Linked DNA regions of Homo sapiens: region 2 is linked to region 1. A link is an interaction called in ENCODE POLR2A ChIA-PET data of the cell type or tissue named here. Cell type or tissue: PC-9. All regions are shown on one strand. Links, peaks and the distances in the headings refer to the core of each region. The heading gives the core; the rest is flanking DNA.

The links. Peaks named below come from ENCODE experiments on the same cell type or tissue, not always from the same donor. Only the 100,000 strongest peaks of a DNase experiment are listed, where the experiment ranks them.
Region 2: POLR2A ChIA-PET joins it to region 1 with 16 read pairs; 2 of 35 experiments call an interaction of 5 or more read pairs at or near these places.

Annotation. Positions count from the first base shown.
Region 1 is chr9:132,805,228-132,809,114 of GRCh38, forward strand. The region is part of intron 10 of AK8 (adenylate kinase 8); the gene reads right to left. Among named protein-coding and RNA genes, the nearest start is that of AK8, 71 kb to the right of the region's middle. RefSeq lists an enhancer at 3,075-3,576. In PC-9, for the core only: no CTCF peak of the experiment used is centred there; a DNase peak (open chromatin) is centred at 1,934.
Region 2 is chr9:132,388,567-132,392,453 of GRCh38, forward strand. It overlaps TTF1 (transcription termination factor 1), which reads right to left. Exons shown (of 11, transcript NM_007344.4): 6 at 3,510-3,640; 7 at 2,031-2,265. Among named protein-coding and RNA genes, the nearest start is that of TTF1, 16 kb to the right of the region's middle. In PC-9, for the core only: no CTCF peak of the experiment used is centred there; no DNase peak of the experiment used is centred there.

The DNA of each region.
Region 1 (3,887 bases), core at 856-3,355:
GATGACTCTGTGCACTCCGGCTCTCCTTGGACTTCCCAGAAATGTCAGGGTTGGGTTGGGTTTCTTTTTTAATCTGGATGCCTGATACACAGCAACACTTGACATTCAGCCCAACAGGAAAATCTGGCTGTGCCCCTATGGTGGCTCCAGCCAGTGACAAGGAACAGCGCTAAGCAGGCCAGACCTACCCCCCTCCGGCAGCGCCCATTCTTCTTGGGGAGACAATGTTGTCGAATGGATGCATGAATGAATCTGGCATCACTTACTGCCTCAGTTTCCCCACTGGACTAGCCATTGAGCAAAGGCTTTTTGATCTTTTGGTGACGGGGCTGCCTCCTGGCAAAGCATCATTTTCATACCGGAGAAAGACAAGGCACACTTTCAAAATCAAAGTCTAGTGTAAAAAAAATCAAAGAGAAGGACCCTCGGGGGCACAAACCTGTTGATAAGCAAAGGTGCTCACCCGCTTCCTCTAACTGTGCTCATTCCTAGGCCCTCCAGCCCCCACAATGCAAACAACGCTTTTACCCTGCCACTCTGCTTGGCTATCTTGGCCACAGCTTTCTCTCTGGCTGAAAAAGACTCCTACCTAGTTTCCATGAGGAAATCTTTGTAGCAGTCCCAGCGGAAAAGTCAAAAGTTTGACTTGAAAAAAGGAGCTACTTCAAAAGCATTGTCAGACCGAGGTGAGGGTTCCTTTAAAATGCATAAATTACAGGGGGCATCCATTAATAAACCTCTAGGCCACCCTACAGCGGGGGCTCTGGGTTGGGGGTACCAAAGGGACAGAGGCCAACACACCTGGGGGAGGCAACGCGAAGGAAATCCACATAGAATAAGAGTAAATTAATGTGTTTATTACTTACTGCTTGGCGTGTGTGTGTGTGTGTGTGTGTGTGTAGAAAAATGAAAGAAAAATGTAGAGTTTTTTCAATAATAAAAAGGGAGTTGCACTGCGGGGCCCCTAAAGCTTGTGAAAAATTAAACTCGACGGATTCAAACTGTCCTATTTCCACTTCAAAAGAGAAGAGGCACTGAGCTCTTCCCAACTTATCTTCAAACGCCCAGCACCCTAGAAAGTTTCTTTAAAAAAATAAAGGCTCCTGTTCCCCCAAGCACTGTACCGGTTACTGTACCCACTGTCTCTCCCTCTTCTAATTATACCCCTGTGAGTCTATTAATCAACTTGTAAATTATTTAGAGAGTCATGCGCTGTCTTCAGCGAGTACAAACACACCGCATGCAAAGGCTTGCTGGAAACGGGCAGAGGGTCCCTCAGGGTCTCCCCTCCACGGGAAGACAGCTTGCAGCTGGCCGAGGCTGCTCTGCTAAAAACAAGAAATAGCATTCCGCTTACCTCCTCAGATGGGGAGATTTACTTTGTCTTTCAACTCAGCAACTCTTTGCAAGTTTTTAACAAAAGAGAAAAACTGGTCTATGGTCGATCTTTAGTGTGCATTTAGTGATGAGAATATTAATTCCCCCTTAAAAATGCAGCACTTTGGCTGAGCTCTGATCCACACCTCCTGGGATCTGGACTCACGGAAGGCTCTTGAAAACACATCATCATCCCAATTGGGGGCTGGTTTGGCTTGTTTGTATTACGATGGCTGCATTTGCTAGGGTGAGGTCTCATTACCAGAAAGGGTGCAAATTAGCTTCTTGAAACTCTCTCAAATCTCCCGCCTTTTCTCGGGTTCTATTAGGCCATGAGGGACCTTTCCCAGACAGAAATGTTTAGGAAATGTAGGGATGTGTGGGAGGGGCACAGGTAACAACTCGATAATGATCTGTCTTCCACATCACCTTTTCTACATACCAGGACTTTCGCTTTTAGGGGAAAGTCATTACCAATTAAATAGCTGTCTTCCCTCCTGACAATAAGAAAGGAATATGTCTGGTATGTGCCAAGGAATGTGGGCCTTCCTACAACTGAACTGCTTTAGCTGTTGGGAGATGCTGGGGGGGGCGGGGCCACAGGGGCAGCTGCCAGTTAGGAGCTCACCGTAACTGGGCCGACGAGCCAGTTGGGCAGGTGTTGCAGAGTGTATGCAGAGACAGGAGATGTGAAAAGCTACAGTCTAGCTCAGAAGCCCCACTGCTGGGGACATGGCATGGCTGGCGGGCTCCTGACCATGCAGTTCCAGCATGTTCCGAGTGCGCTGTGGACAGGCTGAGATGAGCATCTCATGCACTTGGAGCAAAGACATAAACCAGCAAGGACAAGATCTGCCTTTGGCTGTTTTTCATCTCCTCCCTGGATAACCACCCTCCAGAGGAAGTCCAAGCAACTCATGAGAACGAGAACAGTTCCTTGGGCCAGGGCAGAAGCCAAGCCTTCTGGCTGAAGAGCCGGCGTTGTACCATTCACTGGGCCCGGCAACCTGGAAGTAGGTTATATCCACCATCAACAGTCCCTGGACCCTAATTTATGGCTAAAATTCTCATGAGAAAGGCTAAAAATAAAGCAGTGCAGACTTCAGACTTCTTTATGTTGGGTGAGTTTGAACAACAGAGTGAGGCCCATGAGCAGGGCTCATTTTATATTAAGTGAAAATCGGGAAGCGACATTCCAAGAGGCAAAGACAGAATTATGGCCAATTTCCTTAGGAAGCTCTGGGCCTCCAGAATTCAGAAATTTCAAACACACTTCGGTAGGAATGGAGCTATGGGGAAGGAGCTGAGGACATCATTTGGCAGTGGTGGCCACTGTGAGCCACCGCTGATTTAAGCAAAGAACTGAGATCTAGTAGCGCCTTTGCTTGAGTTCAGAGAGGAAAGAGGACATCTGTACACATGCTGTAGAACACGGTGGCAATGGAGTCCATCAGCAGCAACCATCTCATTTTAAATGATACAGAAACAGCTGAGAACTTATTTTTCCAAAAGCCCAGAATCGTTTTTACTTGTTTTGTACTAGTGTAAAAGTGACAGGAGCTCCCTGGCAACTAAGGCTGCATGATTTAAGCTCGACCCTGTTTATCGTATGCAGAGCAAACTCCTGGTGACTTTAATGGAGGTTGCCTGCATAAAGAACTCCACGTGCGGAGCCCTGGGGAATAAATTTGTTCTGTTCACTGCAGCTCAAGTCAGAACGAGTTTAGGGGGTCAGACCTATATATTTCAAAGTCCAGGCACAGAATAAGCATCTCCCCAGTCCTCTGTCCACAGTGCCATCACCAAGAGCCTGGGATCAAGGGACTGAAGATGCGCTAAGATGGGGCCCTGGGGTCCTTTGCCCAGTAAATGTGGAAAGATGGGAAAACAGTACAGTTATTAATTTTGCTGCTGATTCGAAAGAAGGAGGTGTTGGCAGCACCTGTGAGGACAAAAAAAGAACATAACTAAGTCTGCAGAGGTCACGGCTGGGACATAACATCATGAGGCCTGGAGTGGGGATAAGAGCAAGAGGCTGCACGGGGAAAAGATGACATCTGGCTCTATTTGGCTGAGCCAGTGATGGTGGTGATGGTGACTGTGAGGGTGGCAGGGATGCACAATAACAAAAGCGCACATCTCTGGGGCACGCAGCTCCAAGGTGAGTGGAGAGAAAGCACAAGTCTGCAATGGCAGGGGTCCCAGTGAAAGACCAGCAGAAGGCCAGCAGCCGGGAGCACAGGCAGGGCGGAGTCCCCAGGGAAGGAGGTCCAGTACCCACCAGGGCAATGAGGGGGTACCCAGGAAGACTCTATAGTGCCTGGCTTGGGGAGTGGTGGGGATGGGCTTTCTGCACTGGGTGGCTAGATGGTAGGGTGTTCTGGCAGTGACACCTGCAAGCTCAGAGATGCTAGGGGCCTCTGCCCCATGGCGATGAGGTCTCCATGTCTTTACAATAATCTCACTTGCTGAGCTCCTGAACCTTACAGATGAAAACTCCTAACAGGCAG
Region 2 (3,887 bases), core at 894-3,393, 420 kb before region 1:
CTGGCCTCAAGTGATCCACCTGCCTAGGCCTCCCAAAGTGCTGGGATTACAGACATGAGCCACAGTACCTGGACCTCAATGTATTTTGACTATCTATGCACAGACAGGCATTGCTCTTATTACCATTACCAGCCTTGGAACATCAAATAAGACAAATTTAGTAAAGTGAGAAATGATTTGATGATTCCTCTAATGCCGAAGCTAGTGGCTGCAGGCTGACTGAAGGTTCTAGTAAAGGCAGTGACCCAATTAAAAAGATTTTAAAAGTACTTATCTTGAATAGCAAAATTTGTCACAATCTGATAGATCATTAGCTGTTATATTTACATTCTTGGTAACGGAGATACACACGCTGATCAACAACATTGTTGCTCTTAATGAGAGCCATCCACGTTTACAGGGTTGAAATGTACCAGTGGAGGTCACTTCAATGTTACACAAGGTAAATAAACGTTCAGAGTTTAAGTTTCCTATTTTTATCTCAAATTAATAGCTAAATCTTGCACGTTATCTTAATTATGTTGATCTTGAACCAGTACTACCCTTAATGATTACCATGTCCTCCTTTTAACATTGGTATGTCATCCTCCACTTGAGGCTTATAACTCACTCTTCCTTTTTTTTTTTTTTTTTTGAGACGGAGTCTGGCACTGTCGCTGGGGCTGGAGTGCAATGGCGTGATCTCGGCTCACTGTAACCTCCGCCTCTTGGGTTCAAGCAATTCTCCTGCCTCAGCCTCCCGAGTAGCTGGGATTACAGATGCCCGCCATCCCGCCGGCTAATTTTTTGTATTTTTAGTAGAGGTGGGGTTTCACTATGTTGGCCAGTCTGGTCTTGAACTCCTGACCTTGTAATCCACCTGCCTCAGCCTCCCAAAGTGCTGGGATTACAGGTATGAGCCACCGTGCCCGGCCCTCACTCTTCCTTCTTTTAGCTAAAAATAGAGGTAAAAAGAGCTCTGGTTCCTCCAACATTCCCTGTTCTTTGGAGTTTATTCCCCTGGAGTTGTAAGGTATATAAACAGTATGATCTAGGAGTTTGCTTTTAACACAAAATATGTCTACTCTGGATTTTACTCCTATTTATTATTCAAGAGCCACTGAGTGCCCTTCATGTGCAAGGTAGGGGGGTCATGAGCATGCAGAACCACTGGTTTGAGGAGTTCGCTGCAGCTGGACATCCAGCTCCGCGACTCTCCAGGTCTTGGAAAAGCTATATCCAGCAAAGAATGTGTGGCAGAAGCAGGACTGAAACTGTCTCTATGTGACTGACGCAGCCAGGAGCATGCCTACCTCGCTTCATCTGAGGAACCGCAGAAGCAGAAAGCACATTAGAAGGGTGGAGCTGCTACTGATCACTACACTTGTGATTTCTCTCTGTATGTTAGTTTTCTATCTTTTTTCTCTCTATATATTTTTTATTTTTTTGAGACAGAGCCTCGCTCTGTTGCCCAGGCTGGAGTGCAATGGGGCGATCTCAGCTCACTGCAACCTCCACTTCCTGGGTTCAAGCGATTCTCCTGCCTCAGCCTCCTGAGTAGCTGGGACTACTGGTGGCTGTGAGCCACCACACTTGGCTAATTTTTGTATTTTTGGTAGAGACAGGGTTTTGCCACATTGGCCAGGCTGGTCTTGAACTCCTGCCCTCAAGTGATCTGCCTGCCTCAGCCTCCCAAAGTGTTGGGATTACACGCATGAGCCACTGCGCGTGGCCCCTTTTTTTCTAATGCTGCCAACAGATTGCTACCTTGTTTTATTAAAGACTTAGAAAGAGTGAAGAAATCAGAAGTCAATATTCAGTTTTAAAAAGGTTCAAGTTCTTTAGGAGAAAAGCATACACTCTTCAATGCATCAGGGCTAGTTACGTGCTCATTTAAATCAGAGAGTGATATGGAAGCAGCTGGGGCAGCAGACTAGACACGATTGTTCTTGACACGTCAGCTTCCCCACGGCAGTTACACAGATATTCTTGGTAACCTCACCTCTCCACAGAAGCTGGAGAGACAGAGAAAGAGAGAGGGAAGAACTTACCACTTACTTTTACACTGCATCCAATTTCTGGTTTGCACTTTAGCTTCTACTTCTACCCAAGATATGCCCTTGTAGAGTTTTTCCCGAACAATTGATAGGCAACTTTCAGGATTTTCTTGGAGTTTGGAATCCACCTCTTTTAACTCCTGGGGAGACATCTTCTTCAGAATCACTTCTTCGACAGCCTTGATTAGTTTCCGGGTTTCAGACTTACTCCAAGCACCACGATTTCTTTCTGTAGATATAAAAAGATGGTCTTATAGTAGCTAGTCTATTTGCTTTCAAACACAATATTAAAAATGAAATGATAAATCGGGTACTTTTCAGAAAATAATGTGCATCTCAATTATATAGACATAAAACAAACACAATTATGTGCATATTAAAATGAAATTACTAACACGGTCATGGATTCTTTTTAAGAACTAAAGCCTGAAATTATTCAATAAGTCCTTTCTTAAAGCAATGTTTTATTTATTTATTTCAAAACAGTTGTTCATCCTGTTTCTGAGAACGTCTCCCGCATCAAACTGTGAGGTTCCCAAACATTTAATGGGGGAAGAAAAGCCAGCCAAATGGCTTTTATGTTATGTACATGTCTCTTGGCCAAGAGTTCATAGTGTAACAATATAAATAGCTACACTGATACCAACACAGTACTTGATGAAGGCACCTGAGAATTTCTGAAGCCAGTTATCTGTGGCGGATGCCCCAAAGTATCAACGGTTCACCCTTCTTCACTAGAGACATTCACGGTCACGCTAAGTAAGGAGCGTCACACTGGCAGCTGTTTGGCTGTGCTTTTGGTCTGGCCACAGAATGTTACATTTTCCCCTCAATAACAATTTGGATGAATATTTAAAAATCAAGAGATTTCCAAAAAAGAAAAAAAGATAGCTAGAGTTCACAAAATTAAAAAAAAAAACAATTTAAGATTTTCCTCTAGTTCTTGGAAACTTGAAGAACTGGCTGCAAGGCACTAGCTGTGTGGCCGGAGTGTGTGAGCCCCTGTGCTAAACAGAAAACCCGGTCAGGACTGTCTTCTGAAAGGAAACCTTTTAGGAAAGAGGAGACACAGACAGGAGGTCACCAACACTGGTTCTGAGAAAAGTCCCCGCCTGACGGGCACGAACTGCGTGCCTGCCTCCCTCCCAACGTGTCCCGTGCCACTGCGGGGAAGTGACCCTCCGCCCAGGCTCTCCCACCACCAGTTTATTGGGGTCCTGGTCCACTTGGCAGTTATATTTGCACGGACAGTTACTGAAGTGTGGTAAAAACCAGCCTAGTGGGTAAAGGTCACATGGCTTCACTAAACACACGAGGAAACCAAACAAATTAGTATAGAGAACAGCTTAAGAAACAAAGCTCTTGCGGAAGACAGGTCTACGGTGATTTCCGGGCATTGGATCGGTTATGGCTGAACCAGGCCTGTCAGGGCTTATTTCTTCAGCGAGGTGGGCACTGGGGGCTGCCACTTACGACTGCTGATCTGTGAGAACTTGAGGGCCACGGAGAGGCTACTTCGGGCCACCATCTCACCAATCGTCTTCCAGTCATTCCCAAGGAGAGAATGGTACATCTTTAACTTCTCAGTATCTCCTTCGCTATACCTAGGAGAAAGGGAAAATGTTTTACAAGTTTAAACGAACTATCAGATTAAAAATGGTATTCTCATCCCAGTACGCAGCAATCGTGGGGAAAGCTGAATGGGGCAGGCTGTCAGGGAACCCGGTCACAGCCCTCTTCACTTCCTGTTGGCGTCTCACTGGTGGTCATCCTATCAATCAATCACTGAAGTGGAGACCAGAGGCCTGGCTCAACTGAACAGCAGCCGGAGCAATCACTTAGCCCTTCTTC